Regions from separate parts of the Homo sapiens genome. Here region 2 is linked to region 1. The links are chromatin loops, found by intact Hi-C in ENCODE. Cell type or tissue: heart right ventricle. All regions are shown on one strand. Each heading gives the region's core, and the rest is flanking DNA. Links, peaks and the distances in the headings are about the cores only. Region 1 overlaps UBAP2 (ubiquitin associated protein 2). Region 2 overlaps UBE2R2 (ubiquitin conjugating enzyme E2 R2).

The links. Hi-C counts contacts between places; a loop is a spot of excess contacts. Peaks named below come from ENCODE experiments on the same cell type or tissue, not always from the same donor. Only the 100,000 strongest peaks of a DNase experiment are listed, where the experiment ranks them.
Region 2: a loop joins it to region 1, with 4 times the contacts of the local background. A loop is called at or near these places in 3 of 110 quality-filtered maps.

Annotation. Positions count from the first base shown.
Region 1 is chr9:33,941,940-33,947,323 of GRCh38, forward strand. UBAP2 (ubiquitin associated protein 2) reads right to left here. Exons shown (of 29, transcript NM_001370062.2): 14 at 2,426-2,700; 15 at 1,481-1,650. Among named protein-coding and RNA genes, the nearest start is that of SNORD121A, 8.2 kb to the right of the region's middle. In heart right ventricle, for the core only: no CTCF peak of the experiment used is centred there; no DNase peak of the experiment used is centred there; H3K27ac peaks cover 1,663 bases.
Region 2 is chr9:33,882,359-33,887,742 of GRCh38, forward strand. It overlaps UBE2R2 (ubiquitin conjugating enzyme E2 R2), which reads left to right. Exons shown (of 5, transcript NM_017811.4): 2 at 4,523-4,609. Among named protein-coding and RNA genes, the nearest start is that of SNORD121B, 49 kb to the right of the region's middle. In heart right ventricle, for the core only: no CTCF peak of the experiment used is centred there; a DNase peak (open chromatin) is centred at 3,203; H3K27ac peaks cover 1,321 bases.

The DNA of each region.
Region 1 (5,384 bases), core at 127-5,126:
TCACGAGATGCAACTACTGCATCAATTTATTATCCCAAATGAGACCCACCTAATTTAACTGAGAGATAGGGGGACATCTTTAAGAATACTTAGGCTGCGTGCGGTGGCTCACGCCTGTAATCCCAGCACTTTGAGAGGCAGAGGTGGGCGGATCCGGAGGTCAGGAGATCGAGACCATCCTTGCCAACATGGTGAAACCCCGTCTCTACTAAAAATACAAAAATTAGCAGGGCGTGGCAGTGGGCACCTGTAATCCCAGCCACTCTGGAGGCTGAGAAAGGAGAATCACTTGAACTCGGGAGGCAGAGGTTGCAGTGAACCAAGATCGCGCCACTGCACTCCAGCCTGGCGACAGAGCAAGACTCTGTCTAGAAAAAAAGAAAAAAAATAAGAAGATTCTTTAAGGAATCCAGGTGTTTGAGACCATCTTTAAAAAGGAAACTTAAACAAATATCAGGTTTTGCCTCTGGAATGTGAAAAAACTAAAACAACAACAACAACAAAGTCAGCCAGGCCGGTGGCTCATGCCTGTAATCCCAGCACTTTGGGAGGCTGATGCAGGCAGATTCATTGAGCTCCAGAGTTTGAGGCCAGTCTGGGCAACATGACGAAACCCTGTCTCTACAAAACATATTTAAAAATTAGCTGGGCATGGTGGTGCACGCCTGTAATCCCAGATACTCAGGAGTCTGAGGCAGGAGGATCATTTGAGCCTGGGAGGCAGAGGTTGCAGCGAGCCAAGCATGCTGCTGCACTCCAGCCTGGACAACAGAGCAAGACCCTATCTCAAAAAAAAAAAAAAGAAAAGAAAAGAAAACTAAAATCTGAGATTTTGTATTTATAAAATATTCCACTGAAGGAAAATGACTGCTGCAAACATGTGGAGAAATTAGATCCCTCATAGACTACTGGTAGGAATGTCAAATGCTACAGCCACAGTGGAAACAGTATGGGAGTTTCCTGAATGGTTAAGTTACCATATGACTCAGCAACTCTACTCCTGGGATATACATCCCAAAGAACTGAAAGCATGCAAAACTTGAAACCAAATGTCCATAGCAGCATCATTCACTATAGTCAAAAAGAGCAAACAACCCAAATGTCCACCAACTAATGAATGAATAAAATGTGGTATTATCAACACAATGAAATATTTGGCAATAAAAATGATACATTAAACATGGGTGTACCTCGAAAACTTACACTAAGTGAAAGATCAGACATAAAAGGCCACATATTCCAAGATTCCAGTTATATGAAATGTCCAGGTAGGCAAATCCAGAGACAGATTATTGGTTGCTAAGGGGCAGGGCAATGAAGAAACTGAGACTGTCTGCTACAGGTATGGGGTTTCTTATGGAGATGATGGAAGGTCTGGATAAACACTGAGGATAGCTATTACCACAGGATGTATTCTTTTCCACCAGTTGATCTCTCTTAGGGTCTATTTTGCTTCATAACAAAGGACTAAATTCAGTACCTTAAAGACTTCGAATACAAGCTGATGGGAATCTGATTACTATTTTCACTGCTTGGAGCTGATCCAAATTCAGAGAGAGAAGGTTCTGACCCAAATTCCAGAGCCCCAAACTGCACATTTAATCCTGTGACATCTGCTGAACCAGGCATTTCCACTGCAGAAGCTGGGATCTGAAAAAGCAAAGCTGTCGTGTCAGGAACAGAGGTCACAGATTCCAGGTCACAAAGGCCTATAACAGAGCCAAACAAGCATTTAGGTTCCCAGGCAATACTGGCAAGAAGAAGGAGTGAGAAACAAGGAGAAAATAGGCTAAGACTTTTCTAAAAAGAGAAAGAAAAAAAACAAGCTAAGAAAAATTAAAAGTTGGCTGGGCATGGTGGCTCATGCCTGTAATCCCAGGACTTTGGGAGGCCAAGACAGGAGGATCATTTGCACCCAGGAGTTCAAGACCAGCCTGGACAACACGGCGAGACCCTGTCTCATTTAAAAAAAAAAAGGAGAAATTAAAAGTTAAACAGGAATGGTTGGCATTAATATCACCACCTGCATCTAAGAGCAATGCGGGGGAGTTGTGATGGTGGGTGGGAAGTGAACACTGAGCTGACTACTCTATTTTTGGGGACTCACCAATGATGAAAGTATCACCTGGTCAAGGAACCATGCATCCTCCAACTATGGGATACAGCAAAACCCTCAAGAACAACAGTTCTCTGAGCCAGATCTTCAAATCTGTACTTGAAATAAGGATCTGTGGCTCTCAGCACAAACCCATTCCCTCTAATACTAGTCTGGTCACTCAGAAATGGCCATATCCTTATTATGCAATCAATAAGCTATGTGCTTGAAAAACACTGTACCCCAGTTTCCAAAACTTAGTATCCCACTAGAGCTGAATGTAAAAATAATTCCAGCTTTAGGACGGTGACTTCATGATGAAATGCCCACCTTAGAAGCTGGGGGTATCCGCCGCTTAGCAAGTTTGATGTGTTTGGGCTGTGGCTGGTGGACAGACACAGAGATATTTTCAATGGTCGTGCTGGGAAGCTGCAAAAGCTTGTTCACAGTGGAGGGACTGTCTCCAGGTGTTGATTCTCGAAGTTTTGCCTGGGAAGGAAAGGACTCCAAACCAGGAGGAGGAACAGTGACTGCCTGGCTCTGGTGCTGTTGTCGCTGGCTCAACTGGCTAAGAACTGGGGATGGCTCAGGTTGAGATTTGAAGTCTAAAAAAAGTAAGCAGCAATTAATGAGGCATAATGGCTTCACAATGTTCTTCAATAGAACATGAAGTGTTCTATTACCACCAATTTCTCCAAATCATTTCCAGTTGAATTTCTTAGGTTTTACACACACTATGTGTAACACTTCATTTATGATAAACGGGAAAAGTTCCTAAATGGGTACACACCTTGTTTCCTATCCAGAGAGATTTGGTTTATGTTTAAGCATAGGGAGTGATGAACTCGTGAGAACAATATTATGGTGCTATACACACCTGACCATTAGCTAACAGAGAATCATACTTTTATTATTTTATGGATTTTCTACATAACTGTTAAAAATTTGAGCCAGGCACAGTCACTCATGCCTATAATGCCAGCACTTTGGGAGGCTGAGGTGGGAGGATTGCTTTAGCCCAGGAGTACAAGGCTGCAGTGAGCTATGATTGCACCACTGCATTCCAGCCTGGATGACAAAACAAGACCATGTCTTCATCCAAAAATTAAAAAAAAAAAAACTTATTAAGTTTTTGGACTAATTGATATATATATATATATGATGTTACAAAATCCAAAAGATGGCTGGGCGCAGTGGCTCACGCCTGTAATCCCAACACTTTGGGAGGCCGAGGCAGGCAGATCACGAAGTCAGGAGATCAAGACCATCCTGGCTAACATGGTGAAACCCCATCTCTACTAAAAATACAAAAAAATTAGCCGGGTGTGGTGGTGGGCACCTGTAGTCCCAGCTACTCGGGAGGCTGAGGCAGGCCCTATGACGTGAACCCGGGAGGCGGAGCTTGCAGTGAGCTGAGATGGCGCCACTGCACTCCAGCCTGGGTGACAGACTGGGTGACAAACAAACAAACAAAAAACAAAATCCAATAGATACAAGAATATGTATGACGAATATTATGTTTCTCTTCCACACCACTCTCCCATACTTGCTCCACAAAGGCAAACACTGTACCCGGTTTTCCTGAATGTCTCTTTCAGAGATACTATATCACAATATATATAGACAGACAGACAGACAGACATATATATACACACACTATATACCTTACTGTCTCACAAATCATTTAATTTCCATTGAGTGTCTCACATTAATGTTCAAAGAGCTACTTCATACTCATTTTGGTGACTACACAGAAATCTAGTACACATAGGTATCATTTTATAAAACCAGTACTATATTAATGGACTTTTAGGTCAAATCTTATGCTATTAAAAGCAATGCACTAATGAATACATTTGTATGTAAGATATTTTGTGCAAGTACAAGTATACCTGTAGGATCAACTGGTAGGATAAAGTTGCCCCTTCACAGGGTAAATATATTTTGAATTTTGATAAATATTATAAAATTACTGTCCACAGATAGAACACATCCTTTTTAACACACTCTAATATCAAACACTTTTGAATCTCCTGGTTTAATTGGTGGAAAATGGTATTAAAAAATACAAACTAAAATGATACAAATGTGCTAAGTATCATTTCATATACTTAAGTGTTCTTTACTTATAGACTGTTCTTATCTCTTTAGCCAGTTTTTTAACCTGTTTGTTGATCTGCTTTATTTTTACTCTTTTTATATTAAGGAAATTAACTCTTTTTGTCTATGATACAAATTTTGAGTATTTTTTTCATTGTTTGTCTGCCTAATTTGGTGTTTTCTGCCATACCCAGAAAGGTCTCCCTCACACAGAACAACAAAAAAATTCTCCTGTGTTTTCTCTATTATAGTTCTAGATTCACTATTTATGTTTAACTATCTGACCCACTGGCATTTTGGCATAGAGATCCAACTTCATTTTTCAAACGGTTTTAATAAAGCGTTTTTTCACTACTGATTTGAAAAGCCAGTTCTACCATATGGGACAGAGGTTGGCCCTCTTTTTCTCTATGGGGCCAGATAGTACAACAACCTAATATTTTAGCCTTTGTGTCTCATCACGTTGCCCAGGCTGGTCTCGAACTCCTGCTCAAGCAATCCTCCTCCTTCTGCCTCCCCAAGTGCTGGGATTACATGAGCCACTGTGCCCAGCTAGCTGAGTGTCAACAGAATTTAATTTAAAAAAAAACAAATGGCAGAGCTGGTTTAGGCGCATTCATTTTTGAACTTGGTATTATAGGCATGCACCAAACACACAGGTTTTATAAAGAATATGGGAATAGCATGGTTCTATCTAAAAAGTCCTATCACTCACTAGTTATGTGTGCAGAAAAAGTTAATATAGGGACCTACAATTCCTCTCAAAAAGGCCTGCTTGATGACTGGACCTTGGCTAATGTCTGAGAATTTGGACTGCTGGTATGTACTTGGCAAAGGGTGCCAACACACTAACCTATTAAGAGTGGCTCACTGTGCTAAGAATGTCTGTATAAACAATGTGGTTTATGCTCAACATCTGCTTTCCTTCTAGGAATCTGTAATTTTGCTATGTGCTATAGCAAAAAATGTAGGCACAGGGTACCTACATTTCTTGCCCCAGCAAAAACTTTGGGCACTGAGTCTCTAATGATTTCCCTTGGTAGACATCGCTTCAAACCCCGGAGTGGTCTCATGTACTTCCAACACAGTAAGTCATTTCACAGAACAGAGGAATATGCTTCCCTGTCTCTCTATATGCCCTAACCATAAACCAGCCCACATGGCCAGCTCCACAATGAATGAAATCCCC
Region 2 (5,384 bases), core at 288-5,287, 59 kb before region 1:
TCACTGCAACCTCTCCTGCCCGGGTTCAAGCAATTCTCCTGCCTCAGCCTCCCGAGTAGCTGGGATTACAGGCACCTGCCACTGCACCTGGCTAATTTTTAGTTTTACTAGAGATGGGGTTTCACCATCTTGGCCAGGCTGGTCTTGAACTCCTGACCTCGTGATCCACCCGCCTAGGGCTCCAAAAGTGCTGAGATTACAGGCGTGAGCCACCATACCGGCCAAATAATGATATTTTAGAAATCAAGATCTTTGAGGGACCTGGGTGTTTGGGCTCCAGCCTTTTTTCCCCCTAATCAGCTTTATTGTGATTTTAATGCATATGTCATACAGTTCACCCATTCATTAAAGTATATAGTTTAGTGGTTTCTAGCATATTCACAAAGTTGTGTAACCATCACCAAAATCAATTTTAGAATACATTTTGTCATCTGAAAAAGAAACCTTGTGCCGAGGATAGTGGCTGATACCTGTAATCCTAGCACTTTGGGAGTCTGAGGTGGACGGATCACCTGAGGTCAAGCGTTTGAGACCATCCTGGCCAACATGGCAAAACCCCATCTCTACTAAAAATACAAAAATTAGCCAGGAGTGGTGGCACATGCCTGTGATCCCAGCTACTCGAGAGGCTGAGGCAGGAGAATCGCTTGAACCCAGGAAGTGGAAGTTGCAGTGAGCTGAGATCATGCCACTGCACTTCAGCCTGGGCAACAGAGCAAGGCTCCACCTCAAAAAAATAATAATAATAATTTTAATTGTGTCCCATTTCTTTTTACTTTTGTTCCTTGTGTTTTTGGTGTCACGTGTACAAAACTTAGTGAATGCAAGGTTATGAAGATTTACACCTATGTTTTCTTTTAAGAATTTTATAGTTTCTCTCTTATCTTAGTCCTCCAATTCAATTCATTGTTGACACTGTCTACCTGGAGATAACATCAGATTCTATAGGTTAAGGACTCAGTCCCACAAGAAAGACTGCCTCCATTTTGGATGCCTATGGCAGACCTATACTCCTGATGAATCAGCTATAAATTGGGATTTCCACTACTCCCCCTTAAAAGAATAAGATCAATAAGGCCGAGTGCGGTGGCTCATGTCTGTAATCCCAGCACTTTGGGAGGCCGAGGCAGGCAGATCACGAGGTCAAGAGATCAACGCCATCCTGGCCAACATGGTGAAACCCCATCTCTACTAAAAAATACAAAAATTTAGCTGGGTGTGGTGGCATGCCCCTGTAGTCCCAGCTACTCAGGAGGCTGAGGCAGGAGGATCACTTGAGCCTGGAGGTGGAGGTTGCAGTGAGCCGAGATTGCACCACTGCCCTCCAGCCTGGTGACAGAGCAAGACTCTGTCTCAAAAAAAAAAAAAAAAAAGAAATAAAAAAGAATAAGGTCAATAAATTGACCTATCTTCAAATTCACTATTTTTTCTACCTGCTCAAATCTGTTGCTCAGCACTTAATTTTTTTTTTTAATTTCAGTTTTTGTACTTCTTAAATTTAGTCATCAAAAGGAATGAACAGGCCAGCTGTGGTGGCTCACATCTGTAAATCCCAGCACTTTGGGAGGCCGAGGCGTGGGGATTGCTTGAGCCCAGGAGTTCGAGACCCAGCCTGGGCAATATGATGAAACCTCCAGCCCCACAAAAAAATTAGCTGGGCTTGGAGATGCATGCTTGTAGTCCCATCTACTCAGGTGGCTGAGGTGGGTGAATTACTTGAGCCCAGAATGTCAGGGTTGCAGTGAGCTGTAACCCAGTGTACTCTGTCTAGCCTGGGTGACTGACAGAGCAAGACCCTGTCTCAAAGAATCAACAGTTTTTGTACTTAACAACTTAAGAATCTCTCTCTCTCTCTCTCTCTCTCTCTCTCTCTCTCTTCCCCCTCTCTTCCCCCTCCTACCCCCAACCCCTTTATTTTTTCTTTTTCTTTCTTTTTTTTTTTTTGAGACAGGCTCTTCCTCTGCTGCCCAGCCCTGAGTGCAGTGGTATGATCATAGCCCACTGCAGCCCCACCTCCTGGGCTCAAGTGATCCTCCCACCTCAGCCTCCTATGTAGCTGGGACCACAGACACCACCATACCCGACTGATTTTTAAATTTTTTGTAGAGTAGGGTCTCGCTACCTTGCCTAGGCTTGTCTGAAATTCTGGGCTCAAGGGATCCACCTGCCTGAGCCTTCCAAAGTGTTGGGATTACAGGCATGAGCCACCACTTTTTGTGGATTTTTAAAAATAATTTATCTCATTATTGATATTCAGTATTTATGGGTGAAACACCATTCTCATGCTTTCCTTTAAGTTCTTTAGCCATGATTTTCTTTAGTCCTTTGAAATGTTTAAAGGTTTAAAGATAAGCTGATTTAGTCTTTGCCTAGTAACTTGAATACTTAGGTTTCCAGTTTCTATTGATTCTTTTTTTTTTCTCCTGTTGTATGGACCATACTTTGTTCATAGCTTGTAATATTTTGCTGAAAACTAGAAATTTAAATAATATACAGTGGCACCTGCAGGAATCCAATTCTCCTCTTCCCCAGGGTTTTTGTTGTTGCCATTGCTGCTGCTGTTGTAATTACTGTTGACTTCTTTTACCTAATTATATAATGTCGATATTATTGTTATGTGTGGCCAGTGAATTCTCCACTCAGCTTAGTGGTCAGGTAATGATTGAACAGAGATTTCCTTGGTTTTCTAGAACCAGTTAGTTAGCTGGAATTTGTAGAGAGGCTCTGCGTATGTGTCATTGCATGTCTTCAACTTAATTCAGACAGGCATTTGCAAACTCTTTACTTTCTTGTTGTATACATTCTCAAGTTAAGCCAGAGGTATAAAGTTAGGGCCTTCTTAGGGCTTTCCTGAGCATGCACATAGTGCTGGGCATGTGCATAGCTCTACACATTGTCATGGTATTATAGACTCACAATAATTTGTCAGAGCTTTTCAGAACCATAATGGACAACTCTTAGCCCAGCCCAGCTTTTCCTTAACGTTTTTGGTTAGTCTGTTTTGTATTTTCCACTGCCTCAGGTACCTTTAAGATTAAATAGTTGCCTGCCATTGTTTTCAACAAAGCTGCCAGGGAAAATGTTTTCATATTGGCCAAGCTCCAAATCCAATCATATGTAGACAGCCTTGCAAGTGGAGTTTTCTAGGGAACCATTAGAAAAGTAAACTTAATGACAATTCTCTGGGAGTAAGGCTTTGGCGAAATGCCAGCCCATTCTATCCTCTCCAGGGCCTGTCAGCTTCCTTGGTTTTTACTTTGAATGTGTTTTAAGGCTGCTGCACAGCTAGAGTATAGGAGATTGGATTAGGGTAAGTTAAAATCACGTAGCTTGATGTTCTTACTGAATGTCAGCCATTTTCTTTAAATATCTACTCCTTGAATTGTTGCAAGCCTCTGGTTATTTTCTGGAATTCTGAAAATGATGCTTATAATTTTTGGCAATTTTCCCATTGCTTTTGTGGAAGAGAGAACTTTTCAGGTTTTCTGGATTTCTTCATATATAAAATACGGGGATACTGCAAAGGACGTTCACTGCAGCAGGATTTGTAACAGCAAAGGTGTGAGAAACAACCCAAATGCCCAAAATAAGGAAATAGTTTTATAAAATGGTTCATGTAGGTATACATTTGATGGAGTATAATGCAGATACTGTCAGTCATCCATGTAAAGAGAATATTTTATGGTGTAAAAAAAATGTTTACAATGTGATACAGGTGAAAAAAGCAGAATACAAAATACAGTATGTTGAAGTTTTTAAAAATACGTTTTGTAAGGGAAATCAGCAATGTCAGCATTTATTATTTCTGGGTGATAGAATGACAGTTAAATTATGTGAGTAAAAAGAAAAATACCGTTGTTCCATATTGTGTACTCTAAAATTAGATTATTTTGTTATAAAAATAAAATGTACAGAGTACTGTTTTTCACTTGTGAGGCAAGTTAAAATTATATTTATGTATGTTTGTGTATGTGAGTGAGTGTGAGTTTTGGTGACTTAAAATAGCCTTTTATAGGGGCAGGGCACGGTGGCTCACGCCTGTAATCCCAGCACTTTGGGAGGCCGAGGCAGGTGGATCACAAGGTCAAGAGATTGAGACCATCCTGGCCAACATGGTGAAACCCCGTCTCTACTAAAAATACAAAAATTAGCCGGACGTGGTGGCGTGCACCTGTAGTCCCAGCTACTCGGGAGGCTGAGGCAGGAGAATCGCTTGGACCTGGGAGGTGGAGGTTGCAGTGAGCTGAGGTCACGTCACTGCACTCCAGCCTGCTGACAGAGTGAGACTCCGTCTTAAAAAAAAAAAAAAAAAAAAGGCTTTTATAAATATTTGAAGGGGTGCTGTAAGAACTTACTAATGACCCTGGCACTGGGGATAACAAAGTATGTCTGAGCTACTTTAATCTCAAGAGTTTACTCTATGAAAGGAGCTTTGTTTCTGTGGCGTGTAGTAGGGTGAATTATTAGGCAGATGAATAAGTTATAGTCTCATTTATTAGCATTTCATTTTTTTTCTTTTCAGGCGCATATTAAATTTCCTATTGACTACCCCTATTCACCACCTACCTTCAGATTCTTGACCAAAATGTGGCACCCCAACATTTATGAGGTAAGGAGACATCCATCATAAATTTCTCTGAAGATTTTTTTTTTTAAATCAGTACTTTAAAATAGCCTATCTCAGCACACTTTGATACTTAGGCTTTTGTAGCCATAGAGAAATATTAATGATTTTGCACTTCAGTTAACAGTTTCTGGATTAATTATTTAACATTAGTGTAGTTTTATAATATCCTGTGTATATTCTACAGGATAAAGGATAAAGTAAAGGATTTGGGCTTTAGACTTTTGCTGTTCATTGCTAGGGTTATAATACACATGTCTTTAACATGTGCATTTAAAAATTTAGTAGATAATGTAATATAAATTTATTTGTGTGCCTATCCTCTAACTTCACAGCAAGGGTCACCTGTTCCTATGGGTGAGAGATTCAGCTTTTGGTAGGGGGAGCGGGATTTATCCCATTACATTTGGACTGGCCTCCTTTTAGGAATTGCTGCTGAACATTTGGGAGGCTCTTTTGGAATAAATTCAAGGTGAGGTTCTTGTACTAGACAAGTGCACATGCCTGGGGGAAGCATTTCTAGCTTTGTTGATGAAACGTACTTAGCTTTGGGCTAATCCATAAGGATACTAGAATAATGCATTCTGTTTCTCAGGTTGATATATGAGGGCCCGCTAGTTTTTTTCCTTTGAGGCTACTCTTCACTATTCTATAAGTGTGCTTTTTTGTTTGTTTGTTTGTTTGTTTGTTTGTTTGTTTGTTTGTTTTTGAGACAGTCTCGCTCTGTAGCCCAGGCTGGAGTGCAGTGGCGCAATCTCGC